Regions from separate parts of the Mus musculus genome. Here region 2 is linked to region 1. Evidence: chromatin loops called from intact Hi-C (ENCODE). Cell type or tissue: heart. All regions are shown on one strand.

Evidence for each region. Peaks named below come from ENCODE experiments on the same cell type or tissue, not always from the same donor. Only the 100,000 strongest peaks of a DNase experiment are listed, where the experiment ranks them.
Region 2: it touches region 1 in a loop (1.9-fold over the local background); 3 of 42 quality-filtered maps call a loop at or near these places.

What each region holds. Positions count from the first base shown.
Region 1 is chr12:25,258,554-25,266,553 of GRCm38, forward strand. No RefSeq gene overlaps it. Among named protein-coding and RNA genes, the nearest start is that of Gm46343, 41 kb to the right of the region's middle. In heart, no CTCF peak of the experiment used is centred here; no DNase peak of the experiment used is centred here; H3K27ac peaks cover 530 bases.
Region 2 is chr12:25,186,126-25,194,125 of GRCm38, forward strand. All of the region lies in intron 5 of Gm36287 (a long non-coding RNA gene), which reads left to right. Gm36496 (a long non-coding RNA gene) reads right to left here and starts at 4,719. Exons shown (of 3, transcript XR_381348.4): 1 at 3,345-4,719; 2 at 2,703-2,916; 3 at 1,380-2,390. In heart, no CTCF peak of the experiment used is centred here; DNase peaks (open chromatin) are centred at 3,216 and 4,486; H3K27ac peaks cover 3,376 bases.

The DNA of each region.
Region 1 (8,000 bases):
TGAATGAGTAGGCAAAATGGGGCATGGACACACAATGGTTATGAGTCAGCCTTCTGGCAGAGGAGTATTCTGACCCATGCTTCAACGTGGGTGAACCTTAAAGACACTGTCCCATGAAGACACATAGTCACAAGAAGAAATATGCATGAATCTACTTCTAGTTCAGTTCATGGAGAAAAAACCTGAAAGACCAGTCAAGACAGGAGAACATGTTCACCCCAGGGAGACAGATGCACAGCAAATCAACAATGAGATTGTATCTCACACCTACCAGATTGCAAAAACCCAGGTCTCCCAGTGCCTGGAGATGGGGCGTGAAGCAGCGTGAGATGCCACATGTCATTCTTCGTGATGTGTGAAGAAGCAACTCCCTACAGACTTCTTTTGGAGGACAGTTTGGCAGTATCTGGAAGATGTGGAGAAAGACACACCTCTGTGTCAGCATCCCCTTCCAGGGACATACTCTAGAGACTTTCTCACACTTGTGGGTGGAGTTATGCACAAAGCATTTCTGTACCACTGCTCCTATTGAGGAAAATCTGAAACCATTTTAAACACCAGTGCTAGGATGAAGGGTAAACAAATTGTCATTAAGCAGTAGAATACTATGCAGCAGTTAAAAGGTTCTATACATGGTCTGCCTGTATGTGGACAGGTCTTTCAAACACAGTATTTGGTGAAGAAAGCTTGCTTCTTCACAGACAGGGCATGGGAGGAATGGAGAGTTAGTGTTTAGTTGCGACAGAGTTTCACTTTAGCAAGATGAAAGTTTCAGTTTGGAGATGAATGGTGTTTTAGGATTTTCATTGCTGAAAAGAAACACTATGACCATGGCAACTCTTACAAAGGAAAACACTTAATTGGGGCTGCCTTACCAATCAGAGGTTTAGTTTATTATCATCATGGCAGGAAACATGGCAGCACGCAGGCAGACATGGTTCTGGAGAAGGAGCTGAGAGTTCTGCATCTTGACCCACAGGCAGCAGCAGGAGAGTGCATGCCACACCGGATGTAGCTTGAACATAGGTGACTTCAAAGCCACTTCCACAGTGACATACTCCCTCCAACAAGCCACATCTCCTGACAGTGCCACTCCCAATGGCCAAGCATTCAAAACCATGAATCTCTGAGGGGCATATCTACTCAAACCACCACATTCCATTCTGTGACCCCCAAAGGCTTGTAGCCATGACATAACACAAAATGCATCCACTTCAAGCTGGGTGTGGTGGCACACGCCTTTAATCCCAGCACTTGAGGCAGAGGCAGGCAAATTTCTGTGTTCGAGGCCAGCCTGGTCTACTTCCAGGACAGCCAGGGCTATATAGAGAAACCCTGTTTTGAAACAACAACAACAACAACAACAACAACAACAACAAAAAGCATTCAGTTCAACTTCAAAAGACCCCGTAGTCTATAACAGTCTCAAATTTGTTTAAGAGTCCAAAGTTCGAAGTCTCTTCTGAGATTCATGCCATCTCTTGACTATAATCCTCTGTAAAATCAAAATCAAAAAGCAGATGACATACTTCCAGCACCTAATGGCTCAGGGTATATCTGAGTGACTATGACTAGTGGAGAATATGCACATTTATTGAGCATATAGTAATAAGTGTTTGTGGGATGAATAATAATAACTAATGGCAATAAAGAGAGCATGTGGCAAGAGTGTATCGGGACTTTGGCTTTTCTGTTCACTGAAAGTTGAACCTCTTGCCTCTAATGTCTGTGATGTTGGCTAAACCATAACATTCATTCTAAATTTAAATTAGAACACATACGCATGCAGCAGAGGCATATAGATGAATCCTTCTGAAATAAAGACTGCTGGGAAAATAAACTGGCCTGTAGAGTCTGTGTGAAACCATGAATACTACGAAAGTCTTACCCAAGAGTGCCATGAACGGGGCCTGAGAAGATTGCATGGTGGGTCAGAGTGCTTGCTGGGCTAGCACGTGGACCTGAGATTTCTAGGATTCTGATTGTCATAAAAGCTGGGCATGGCCATGCATGTGCATGTGACCATGCATGTGCATGTGACCATGCACGTGCTGGGGGTCACCAGAGATGGGAGGATCGAGGAGGCTTTGCTCCAGGTGTGAGATTCTCTTTCAAAGGAATAGGGTAAGGGTAGGAGTTGGGCACATTATGTCGTCCTCTGACCTCTGCATGGTAGATGTACAGGGTTGGAGGGCAGGTCTGGCCACTACTGCCTGGGCTCAGATACACACAAATGGGTGAGTGTGTCCAGTGTGACCACCTGAAGTAGGTGTGCTCTGAAGGAGTGCTAGGCTCATCTGTGACCGCCTATGTCAGATGTGCTCTGATGGAGGTTGTGGATGCAGGGTGGTTGAGATGTGGAAGCAATAGCAGAGAGCTCATGGTCTTCTTTGAGAGCCTTGCTCCAGAAAATAAAGGGAAGAGCAGGACTGATTCAGGTTTGCCCCATCACAGGTACTGAAACTCCTCCAAGTAGGATGCTTTCTGTTCTCAGAAGGTGGTAGGATGCATTGGCAGAGAGAAGCACATTTCTCTCCTAGGGGAACAGACTGACCCTATGTTGTGCTAAGTTAGGGTATTATGCCATATGCATGCGTGCCTCTTGGTCACTGCTCAGAACATCCAAGCCTTCAATTTTCACCCCTCCAGTTTTATTCTTTATTAGAGGATGGCCCTTAAGCCTCCATTTCCTTTAGATGAGTCGAAGATGGGTCAGCATGATCTGTCTTGAGCTTTGTCTCCGCTATTAAACTGGAGCTGTTGAAAGTCCACACAGACTTTAATGACAAGTTTGAGGGCCGTGACAATCACCACAGCTCCACCGTCAGCCTCAGTAATAGTTGCTCTCCATACCCAGCACCTGCTGTGGCTCAAAGCAGTGGAGTAGGTCATATGGACCCAAGAGCTCATTTAATTGGCAAGTCACCCAAACAAGATGACTGAAGTTGAAGAGAGTTTGGTGAACCTGTGATGGGATGGCTTATTTAGACTCACTCAGCTCTCCAGACTCAAAGCAGGTCATGACGAGAAGTGCTTCTTTAGTGTTCTTATTTAATCCACTTTCAGGTGCCAAGTAGCCATGGCATTATACGCTGTGGGTCATACACCAACATCCTCTGAGTTTAACTCATAGTTAGGTAGTAACTGTAACTCTGACATCTTCTGTAGGATAACTCGCAGTAGTCATGGCTGCGGCGGCTTTCTCCATATGGTGGCACACAGCCATTAATGCCCCAACTTCTTCTTCTATCTGCATCTTGAATAAAAGACAAAATCAGCTTTCCAGGGTGATCAAACCTGCCCGGAGCTTGTCTAGTTGATAACAGTTGGCCTGACCTGGGTTCTAGGACCACCCACAGAGCAGCTCTTCTGGTGTAGGAGGTGACATGAATGAACCACGAGTTTAGTTCCAGTATGGGCCAGTTGGTAGGTGACTGACAAGGGCAAGGATCATTTCTTTATAGAAAATGAAAGGCTTTGCGCATCATGAGATGCACTGGATCTAGTGTGCATAACGAACCTCTCAGAAAGCATCAAAAATGCAGAGTCCTGCCCTCAGGCTTCCGGAAGAGTCCATAGGACCCAGTGTTGTAAATAGATGGTAATATATATGTCCCTGGTGATACCCATAGCCCAGATGGCACCCTGAGTTATGGAGAGGACCAGCATTCTGTCTTGCTGTTGATGGATGTTGAAGATGCAAGTAGAATCCATTCCAACTTGATTGAGTTTACTCTTCAGACCACTTCTGTGGATGGTGGTCAGGGCTACTCCAAGAAAGTGTTTCCTTTTCCTCTGTGCCCTTACTTAGGCTTTGGGTTTCTTTCCAGAAACACCCTATCTCAGTGTATTTAGGTAGATGGTATAACACATTGCAACTCAGCTTTGCCTACTCTTTCTCTCCTTGAAGTTCTCAATATGCGTCCTTGGGAAGGCGGGACTCACCACCACACTGCTGTAAGGATGGCAGGGTAGATCCCTGCCAGCTAGGGACAATGCTCTCACCAGCTGACTTTTCTGCAGTTTCCTCTCTCTGCTTACAAAGGAACTGCCAGTTAGAGACTGACAGTAGTTGGAAAGAACTAAGCCACCATCTGGTAGGGGCTTAGTGTTTCTCCAAGTGCCTAGAACTACACCTGGTCCCTTTGGGCAGGACCCAGTAAAGAGAAAGACATAAAGACATTGGCCCTGCCCACTACCATCCACTTAGGGAGACCAGAATAACCCACATGCAACCGTGGGGAACAGACAAGACAGGCTTATAATTAAATGCTAATTTGAAGGTTTAGAAGTGATGTTGGAATCCAAAGCAGAAGGAATGGGAGAAGGCTGGGAGAGGCGACAAAGCCTCTTTGGAGAAGGTGGGACCTGGTGGAAGTTTTGAAAGGTTGGTAGGTTGGAGGAAGGTAGGAGCATTTTAGGCCAGGGCAACATCAGTCGTTCACTTCCTACCTGTTGTCTAAGAGCTTTACTGTGGGCGCTATTTGTGTTGGAGTCTGTGGTATCAGGGTAGGTAAGCTCTTGGCTGTCAAAAGGGACTAGACATTTACTGGGACTCCAAAACTGGTAACAGCAGTTACCAGAAATCTTCTTTGGATAGCAATTAGTTTGGGAGGTCTGGTTCTTTTCTTCTTTCCATGTATATGCGTGCTTGTGCTTGTGTGTGCATGTGTGTGCATGCATGCATGTGCATGTGTGTGTGTCTGTGTGTATTTAATGGAAGAGGTTCTTCAGGTCAACAACTCAGTTGCTAATTGGCCTCCTGCTGGGGACAGGACTATGGAGGGGAAGGAATGAAGATTCACTGTCGAGAGACAGTCACAGGTAGGCTTGGAGTCCTCTCCACAAGAGAGGGGAGGACCTTGCCGGCGTGGCAGGAAGCCTCAGGTAGCAAGACAAGTGTAGGTTCTTAGACTAAGGCTCTTGTTGCTATGGAAATCAACAGCCAGGGAATGGTGTGTGGGACAGTGTGGGGTGGGAAATGAGTACCACAGTAGTGGGTATGACTATGTACTATGTCCCATGGGCACAGCCCAAGCCAGTGTCAAGTTTTGAAAGAGTTCTCAGTGGTCCCACTGAAGGAAGGAAGTCACAAGTGGGATTTTTTTCTCCTTCAAATGTTTCCAGTTCCTGCAGCATCTTTTACTCTTTGATGGCGTAACAATGACAGCTGCTCACATCCAACTTCCCTGACAAAATCAAAGGTAGATGTCCTGGCTGGTTTATGTCAACTTGATACATGCTAGAATCATCTGAAAGGAGGGAACCTCAACTGAGAAAATGCCTCCATAAGATTCAGGTGTAAGATATTTTCTTAATTACTGATTGATGGTGGGTGGTACCATCTCTGGGCTAGCGGTCCTGGGTTCTATAAGAAGTCAGGCTGAGCAAGCCATGAAAAGCAAGCCAGTAAGCAGCACTCCTTCATGACCTCTGTACCTGTTCCTGACTCCAGGTTCCTGTCCTATTTGAGTTCCTGTCCTTCCTTCCTCCCTCCCTCCCTCCCTCCCTCCCTCCCTCCCTCCCTCCCTCCCTCCCTCCCTTCTTTCCTTCCTGATGAACAGCAATGTAGAAGTGTAAGCTAAATAAGCCCCCCTTTCCCCAATTTTCTTTTTGGTTATGGTGTTTCATTGCTGCAATAGAAACCCTGACTAAGACAATAGAATTTTTATGACTTTTTAAAAAAAATTTAAATGCAGTAATCCACCAAAGTTTAAAAACTCCCTCCTCAATTGCTGGTAAGGACAGCCCAGAAAGGGGACAGTTGACAATATCCCTGCTGATTCTTTTCTCTATGCTTGGGCTTTTCATTCACATAGCAAGTACTTCCTGGAATGTGTGCCTCTCACTCAGCTTGGGTCCAGAAAACTTTTGAGGCCCAGAAGGCTGATGAACACAGCTGTTCTTTGAACCCTTGTGTTGGTTTGAAGACTCTGGGTCAGTACCCTCTGGTGTCCTCAGGGAGGTACTGCTCTATCCATCAGACAGGCCAGTTCTCATACATGGACCTTCTCCAGGATAAGCATGACAGAAGTCCCGAGTATTCAGAAGTATTAAGTATCGAGCATGAGAGAACCAGAAACCCAAGCCAACCTCCCTGCTTAGGACCTTCACCTGTGGTGACCTAGGGAGAATGGGAGTGGAACCTGCTTGTGTCTGTGGTTGACAGAATGGTTACTGGGTTTCAAACAGGAGCCACATGCTGTTGCTAGACAGAGCTGAGTGACTCCAAGATGGCACGGTCTCATTGCAGCAAGGGCCAGATGCAATTGAGAACTGGCCCAAAGTCACAGCTCCTTATTTCTGAGTGCTGCAGGAGATCACTGGTGAACTTGGTGTGCCGGATGCCTGTGTGCCTGCAGGAATGGCCAGACATCTGCACCCGGGAGGAGATTCCGACAGAGAAGAGGTACACGTGCCATGTAGTGAGCCAGAAAAAAGTCTGGGACTCACTGTGGCTTTTGAGAAGTCCATTTGTAGGAATGGTCTAGTCAATGGTCCTTGCTGTCAAAGCGCTGTCTGGTTCTGTCGGTGTGTTTTGCAACTAGGGCGCAGGGGTGAGGTGGGTGGGATTTCATAACAAATATCTCATGCCTGGAGGTGTAGGTTTGAATCCTGACATTATTTCAGTTAGTGGTCCGTTACGCCAGCGTCCAGAGGCCAAGCTGAGGAGCTGGTGTGGGTGTGAAGTTGGCTCTGCCCTCGGCATCTGTAAGCACCGGAGTGCCGTAGACTCACGCCCTGCCCCCATACCACAGGGCATGTTGTAATGGTGCTCGTAAGGTAATAAGCCTCATTTTAGTGTGAAATACGGCATGCGCACAAAAAGAACCTGTGAGACCAGAGTCACAGGCAGGCAAATAAATGGCTAGTTAGCCTGCAGTGTGACCCCATTAGAGTAGCTGCCCTTCCCACCTGCAGGAACAAAGACAAAGGCAGAGAATGGAGACCGTTTGCCCTGTGGGTCTTCAGAGCGCTCACACAGCACATTTAAAATGCATTCACCCTCTCCCCCTTGCCCCCAGTTAAAAATTAAGATTTTCAAGTGAATCCACCAAAAATCAATGTCACAAATACTGTAATGGAGGGGCAGGGTCCCCAGGCATTCAAGGAAGCCTCAGACATCGGCAGCAAACACAGGTACTTTTCCTGCCTTGGACCAACGGGCTTAACATTTATGCCGATTACACAATTATTATTCAATGTTATTTAACACCTGGAAAGTTGATTTGACCTGTTCAGATGGCAGGCAGTGGGATGGGGTGTGTCAGAGAGCTCAAAGTCTTAAATGGGCTTTCCAGCTGCTGCCCTAGAGGTAATCAGGTAGAGGGAGGCAATAAGGAGGAATAAACAAACAAACAAAAAAAGCTAACTTAATAAAAACAACAATCAGGAAGGGCGAGAAACCCAGTGGGCTCCTACATAGAGTTCAGCAGGCAATAAGGGGTAACTATTTCGGGGTGGGGGTGGGGGTAGGGAGGAGGGGGAGCCAAGGAGATAAGCACCAGGCAGGCTGCACCTGCCTTTCTTAGGTAACCTCTGAAGAATGCAGCCACAGGCTCCTGCTCATTCACACCTCCAGCTCTGCACTCCCTTCCATGGCGCCTCTCCACCCAGCTTCCCAACCTTGATTTTACCTTCTGGTGGTGTACAGAGGCTGCTCAACCCTGAGCTGTGTGTGCACTGGGGGCACATCTCTATCCCTTGCTACCTTGCGATGTATCCCCGGGGCCTTGCTTATTTCTCCACACATCCTCTTGCTTTCGAAAAGGACTGAACTTAAGCCAGGCCCGCAATGACAAATGCCTTGTGTTCTCTGTTATGCCAACCCCGAAGCCTCCCTTCTCATTGTTAAATGTGTGTGTGTTGAGGTGGGAGTAAATGTGGATAAAGGGCAGGAAACTGGAAGAGATCCTTGAGATGGAAAGGGGGGCTTAAAGGGAAGGGTTGGGAATGACAATAGCACACAATTACCATTAACTGTAAGGGGGATCTTGGAA
Region 2 (8,000 bases), 72 kb before region 1:
GAGAGAGAGAGAGAGAGAGAGAGAGAGAGAGAGAGAGAGAGAGAGAGAGAGAGAGAGAGCAGTTCTACCTCCTGCTACAAGGCAGAAGAAGCAGCTACATCATCTCCTGGGCTCTGGGATGCTAGGGAAGGTGAAGTGATAGGAGGGCTGGCTTTTGGGTCCTGCCCAGTTGAGCCCTGGGAAGATAGGACGTTTTTGGAATCTTGTGTTCCTAAGGCCCTACTTGTCAGATTCCTATAGGTCTCATCCTGAAGTCAGAATAGCTTGCTTAGCAGCCTGTAAGTAGGGGCTGCAGATTCATCTACCAGCATGCATTTCTTAGAATCTACTTTTTGTTCTGAGATCCCACTGGCTAGAGATGGGTTGAACAAACCAAGGTCGAACTCCTGTACTCATGGATTCCAGTACCTAGAATGAGGGGTCTCTTTATAGGCTATGCCAGCTCTTAGGATGAAATGGAATTGACCAAGGGCATGGATTCTTATCTCAATGACTCGGAACACTCCTAGCAACCAGTTGGTAAAAGCTGGGGACATTTTGTAGTTCACAGTATCTCATGGCAAAGAGTAACCTTGTTAAAAATACCTGTCAACTATGCCTTGTGGACTCCTTGCCCAGTGGGAGAGCCAGGTGTTAATTTGCCACACAAATGAGCAGTCACACAGCACCCATACTCTGAAGGAAGCACAGGGAATCAGCAGGATGATGCTGGACCCTCCCCAATGCCAGCTGGACCCACAGGATGATGCTGGGTCCACAGCCTACTGAACAATGCTACCCTCATTCAAGAAAGGCTTTCTGTTTTCAGTTAGGCCTCCCTGGAAATCCTGGAAATTCCCTCATAGACACACCTAGAAATATATTTTATTAATTTCCCAGGTATCTTTCAACCCAATCAATTGTTAATCACCACTAACCATCACATTTATCCATATAATAAGCTAGATGCTAATCTTCTCTGTTTTTGTAGAGGCCAAAGTACCCAAAGCCACACAGGTCAACAGACTGGAGATCTACCTAGACACAGCTAACTAGTGCCCAGCCCAAGAGCCTGTCCCTTAACCTCTCATTTATCCCTGTGTCGTAGCTCCTTTTCTGGTTATTATGACCAGTACTTGACAAGAGGCAACTTAAGGGAGAAAGGATTTATTTGGGATGAAATTTTGAAGGTATAGTTTGTCATGATAGAGAAAGCAAGCTAGCAGGAACACACAGCTATATGCTTATCTCTATGTGGACCACGAAGTGGAGAGGGGGCAGGAAGTTGGGCAGGACTGTAAACCTCAAGGCCTGCCTCCCCAGAGATCCACTTCCCCCATGTAGGCCCTTGTTTTAGTTACTTTTCTGTTGCTTTGATAAAACGTCATGACCAAGTCTACTTCTAGAAGAAAACATTTATTTTGGCTTATGGTTTCAGAGGACTACAATGAGTGATGGAGGAGGGAAGATCAGCTCACATTTTGATCCACAACCACGAGGTAGAGGAAGAACACTGGGAGTCTTTTAGAACCTCAAAGTCCACCCCCAGTGATACATCTTCTCCAACAAGGCCACACCTCCCAATCCTCCCCAAACAGTTCTACCAAGTATTCAAAATAGGAGCCCAAGGGGACTATTCTTTAAATCACCACAGCCTCACCTTTAAAAGGTTCCAGAAACTTCCCAGAGAGCACCATGAGCTGGAGAGCAAGTGTTCAAACACACAAGCCGGTGTGGGACTTTTCCTAGCCAACCTGTAACACTCAACAACCCTTCTGCTCCTCTGTCTTCCAGCCGAGACATGCCACTGTTTGTTCTTGGTCCTCTGGGCAGGTAGCAAGAATCTTATGGGAAGAGCCATCTGTTCTCATATGCTTTGAGTGTGAGATGTTGCTGCTCAGGACAGTTGACTATGCTTTGCTGGTCCTGAATTTGCCTTCAGTGATGACATTAGCCAAGGCAGGAGTGATTATACCATACAAATTGGCACAAGCTACAACAAGGGCTGCTTTTAATTTCTTTACTCCCTGGAGCTGATTGTTGCCCCTCTGCTAGTATGCCATATCCCCAAGACTTAAGATTTCCTGGGGCTCACTCATTGGAAACCTCTACCTCAGACAAGGCTCTGTCTGGATTGGATGTTGGGAGGCCTCTGGCATCCTTGCAGCTTTCTTATCTTTGCTGCGTGTCTGGAAGTCTTCTGTCTGTCTTTCAAAGGCCACAGTGGCCTAGGCTCCAATTTACTGGGCTCTCAGGTTCTGGACAGCAGGAGGGAATCAGGGCTGCCCACTGTAGCCTTTCTTAGGATGGAGTAAGATGCAGTAACTTCTGTTTCTTTCCCTCCACATTCACATAGCAGCATCTCAGGGAGGGTAGCATGGGGCCCAGGATCTTAGAGCTGACATTTCTACCTGCCAAAACATAGTGAGATTTAAGTGTGAGCAGAGACAGGAAAGGCCAAGGGCTTTCTTGTCCCTTAGAGAGAGACAGGCCATGCCATGTTCCCTGTGGAGGGTACCTGCATGAGCTGGGGTTCTCCCATGGCAGGTCCCCATGTTTGCTCCATCTGACAGATAAGGAAACTGAGGTTCAAAGAGGAAGTAACCTGCCACAGACACAGACTGTGAGGGACAGATGTGAGAGCTTCTCTGGGGCAGAACCAGAGGCTGGCTTCCACATTTCTCTAGGCTCAAGTACAGAGATCAGCTCAGGACCAACATTACCTTCAGACCCCTCGTTGGATATCCATATCTTCCCGACTTGCTGCATGAAGAAGGGGTTTCCCCAGCTGCCTATGAGAGGCCAGTAGGAAGTGCTGCTGTCCCCGTGTTCAGCCTTGTGTATCAGGTCTGTGGCTTCTCCAAGGCTCACTGAGGCAATTGGAAGGATCCTGAGGTTTTGAAATTGCTACAGGCTTTGCTTGGGTTGGTAAGCCAGCTGACAAAGTAAAGGCAGGCATGGGGTGGTCACCATGGTCTCTTTTGGCCACATCTGATGCCTAGACCCCCTCATTCCTGCTTATAAGCCCACAGTGCCCACTCCCATGTGAACAACTAGCTCGTACATTTCCCCATTCGGCCGGTGGTGAAAACTGTGCTATTTTAAGCCCACATGGAAGTATGTCTTTTTTTTTTTTTTTTAAAATAAGGACCATCTGCTACCGGCCCCAGCCCAGATGATACAGTTGGAGCCTACCCACAGCATCCTCTCCCGCCTTCAGACGGTTCCAGGAACGAGAGTGAGTCAGACTCAGCTGAAGCACGTCTTGCTAACCCAAGCAATAGCCCAGGGGCCCAGCATAGGGGACCACCTGCTCCCAGGGCAGGTGTTCCCTGCAACCTCTCCACACAGGGAAGGAATCTCACCCTGAGCTTCATGGGGCACTCAGACCCGCCTTCCAGATGTGCCCCTTCCCTTTCCAAGGGACTGCAGCCAGCCACAAGTTCAAGCGCAGCTGCTACAGCTCCTGGCCCTGGCAGCTTGTCACAAAGCGCGTCACACAGTGAAGCTGGTGGCTCACAGCTCGGTCACTTCCTGCCAGTGGCGGCTCTCAGAAGAACTCCTGGGTCTACTTTAGGTGCAAAAAGGGTAATTGCTATCAGGAAAGGACGACCAGGGGTGGCGTCGTAGGCAGCTGTGTCTCTGGGCCATTGAGAAGGTACCTTTAAACACTAGTGGCTCAGCAATGCTACCCAGCTATCGGCCCAGGTGCAGCTTTCAGCTCTCCACCTGGCTGCCCTTCCTTAGCAACGAATGTCTCATTGTGAAGAGAGGCCATTAGCTTCCAGTGCACATCTGGCTTACAGACCATGCTTGCTCCTCTCAAGTGTGAGGCAAATACAGGATTATCAGACCCATCTATGATGCCAGCAAATGTGAAGGAGGACCACACATGGGAAGGGTTTGTTCTGCTGCCCAGCGATCGATCATGTTTTGTATCATACGGAGCTGTGACTGTGCCATCTGAGTATGCTGAGAAGCTGTAGAGACCTGGAAGGCCAGACTCTCTGGACTTGTCACCACCCCAATGCACTTCTTGAGCCCTAGAACAGCCTCCAACCCCAGCCCCAAGGGACCCTCAATAGAGAGTTCACAGGTAATGGTTCTCCAGCCTGGCTATTAGATCATTGTAGCTTTGGCCTTCATTCGTGATGCTGGGAACCTGGGGACCCCAGAGGCCAGGATTCAGCTTGGTGTTTATCTTCTCTGAAGTTCCCTTTCTCCTCCCGTGGTTATGGCTGTGCCTGGATGTGCTTGTGTTGGACAGAGCACGGTCCCATTGTGAAGTCACAGCACCAGTCCCCACAACGGGTTCTGGGGTCCTGTTGGGGCCTGAGCCCTTTCAGTCTTGAGTCCCTGCTAGCATAACTTCCTGGTCTGGAGTCTATCTGCTGCTCCTGTAGAGCCTTGCAGTTTATCTGTGGTCAGTTTTCTCACTCATTTCCTGCCAGCTGCTACTGGTTTTTCAGTCAGCTTCTAGAGCTACAGTAATTGGGAAAGTGCACAGTCCAAGTGGTTCACCAGCTGTGGCAGGCGGGACGTGAAGAGTGAGGCATACTCTGTGTCGAGCAGAGACGGGCACCTCCACCCAGACTGGGTCTGTCCCTTGGGCCTCTGGGAGTGACACAGAAGAGGCTCTAGGGCACATACTCATTGTAAACTGAAAGCTGGTGTATGTATGCATGTGTGTATGTGTGACATAAGGGATTTTTTTTTCCTGAAGCCAAAATAAATGGTTTCATGTTTTGAGAAGGCTGAGTTTGGTCTCTTTCACGGGGAACCCTAGGCTCTCTCTTTCTCTTTGAGGTGTGATGGGTGAGTTGTGCTAGGCCACTGACTGGGCTATCTGATCACACTTAAACTTTTGTTCCTTAGCATTTACAAAAATGAAGAGAAGGAAATTCCCATAGTGGAGCAAATTACTCCTCCAGCCCCAGCTCTTTGGACATGTCTATTTGTTATTCTCATTTTATGCCGTGGAATAGTGTATTGGAGCTGCTCACATGCCGGCAATCACTACTCAAGGGTCTCTCTATCCAGAGGCTTCTCTGCAGGGGTGGCCCTGTGTGGACAGCAGAGTCCCCAGAGGGTAGAATAAGGACCAGAGGGAGAGCAGTCACCTGGGAACTTGTATAAGGGGTGGGATGCAAGGCTGCCTTGAAGCCTTAGGCCCGGGGCCCAGGGGATTGGGCCAGCCATCTGCCTTCTACCTCTCAGCTGGCCCTTCTACCTCTCAGCTGGCCCTTCCTATGACATCATTAGTAGATTTTTATTAATCTGTTGGTACATATGAATTGTGAAGAATGAAAATGACACCCCAGTGTGGACGTACACAGCGGAGTCCACGTGTTTTCTGCCCTCTTCTTTCTGACCAGTTCATCCTCTCCCGGGTTTGGAAGGGAAGAGTGCCAGGTCACCTAGAAGCACCCAGAAGCCGTGAATGGAGTTGATGTAGGCCACCAGGTGCATGCTCAGAGACACCTGTGGACTTGTGTGATCCAGGCACGTGGTCTGAGCAGTTAATGCTATTCCTGGTGTGAGCACCAGGACTCCATGATAGGAAGCTGGCTTTTGTCTGGGCTCGTCACCTTTACCATGTGGTAGGATCTACCTTTTCTGGGTCCATAACATCTCTTGGGCCACTTCACTGGCCAGGATGACATATGCCCACTGGGCCTGGGTTCCAGATGGTACCTTCCAATTTCCTCTCTGAAGTCTAAGAAGTCACTTGCCAATGCTTGTCAATTTCTTTCCAATCACTGTGTGCATGTGTGTGTGAGTGTGTGTGTTTGTATATACATGTATTTATAAACATATAGACACCATAGTACAACCTCATCTGCTGTTCCCCAGGTACTGTCTGTCTTTTAAAAAATTTCTTTAAAAAAAATTTTTTTTTTCAGAGAGGGTTTTACTTTGTAGCCCTGGTTAGCCTGGAACTCACTTTGTAGACCAGGCTTGCCTCAAACTCACAGAGATCCACCCAGCCCTGCTTCCTGAGTGCAGGGGGTTAAAGACAGTGGCCGCTGTGCTCAGTTTCTTTTCTTTTCTTTGTTGACTAACTGGACATGGAGCCCCGGGGCAGCCATCAGATTCTACCGCCCCAACACTAAGAGTGCATGAGTGTTTCACCCTGCCAAGCTTTAAAACTTTCAAATGTGAGTGTTCTGAGGACTCAAACTTAGTTCCTTTGGCTTTCCAAAACCTCGAGCACTTAGCAGACCCAGCTCCACGCACTCTCTTCTTTCTTGAGGAAACAGTCACATCAGAAAGCCTCTGCTTGCCGCGCTCCTTCCTAGGTGAGGCGTTGCTGTGGCTCTGACAGATGAGTGTGCTTCTGCACAGCTTTCTGCAGCCTGCTCCCTGGGTTGGTGCTTCCTGTCTCAGCCTCCCATTTCAGATGCCCACAGAGTTGTGGGGGGAGCGGAGCAATGAATCCAGAAGTGGACTAGTCTCAAGCTGCTGGGATTTCTGGCCTTTGTCATACTCTGCCTCTTTGGTATGGCAGACTTCTCTTTGTGAATCCAGCTACACAATGGCACCTCCAGGAAGCCTTCTCTAGTTTCTGTTAGTCTCATGAGTGTGGGCCATCTCCTTCATCCAGGGGCTTTGTTGAGGTGTGGTGATGCCCTGAGACTCATTCCTGGTCACAGTGGGTGGGAAATCAGGGCGATTCCTACTTTGGGGGGGGGGGCAAGAACAAATCTTTCTTGCTTCCATCTCACTATCAACTCCCTGTCTCTCTATGGTGTAGACTCTACAATGGAAGTTGGAATTCCAGAGACCCTGCAGGATGCTGATGGCAGAGACACTGTCACAGAGCCTGGAACCATGCAGATGCCTTTTGGGAGCTTAAAGCAGATGGGGGCTGAGTGACAGAGATGTCAAAGAATGGCTCAACATCATTCCCTTGAAATAGAAGCCCCACACTCCTGCTTGAGGAGGGTACTAGGGAAGGGACAGGTCCTGGAGGACACAGTCACACAGAACCAGTGCCATTCAGGGGGGTCAGAAATGACATGATAGTCTGATGCTTCTGGTGTGGGAACTGGAATCAAGGGAGTCCGGGTTTCTCTGAAGGTCAGGGATGGCATGGGGACTTAGATCTCCTGAAGGTTGGGGATGACACAAAGATTTGGGGTTCTCCAAGAGATTAGGGATCACACAGGAGTCTGAGGTTACTTAGGGATGTCTGGGATGACACAGGGGCCCGGAGAGGTCAGGCTTTGATCTGGACTTGGTCCCTGCTGATGACCCATGACAGTTTTCTAACCTAGTGGGTTTCTGATTCCTTTTCTGAGAGCATGGGGCAGCAGTGTGCGGCTGCCCAGAGGCAAATGGGGACATTTGTACATTGTGTCTTGAATATTTTCATCATCTCTGTCTTGGACAGTCTTCCCTGGAAGGTACCTACAGCGTGTCCCTGGAAGAGGAGAACAGAAGAGGTTGAGGTGGCTAGGGACTCCCATGTCTGGACAGTCCCTGGGGCCAATATAGCAGTGGCTCTCAACCTTCCTGATGCTGTGACCCTTTAATACAGATCCTTACATTGTGGTGACCCCCAACCATAAAATTAATTTTCTTGCTACTTCATAACTGTAAATTTGCTACAGTTATGAATTGTAATGTACATATCTAATATACAGGATATTTGATATTAGACCCCTGTGAAAGAGTTATTAGACCTCCAGAAGGGTTGAGACTCACAGGTTGAGAATTACCACTTTATAAACAGGCTTAGACAAGGTGAGCCGTGGCCCAAGAACCCAGCTCTGCTGCCCACTCACGGTTAATCTTTTTTTCAGATGACTCAACGTGTCTCCACTTTGAGTTCTGGGCTTGGGTCACCGCTTACCTCATTTTCTTTCTCAGTGAAACTGGCTTTAGTGTAGGGTTCTGGGTGTTTCCATGGGAGGCCATGCGGGAGGCCATAGATGTCCTGGGCCTTCAGAATAAACTTGGCTTTTCTTTCTAGACCAGGTTGGACAGGTCTCAGAAATGGCCTGTTTAGGGCATCATCT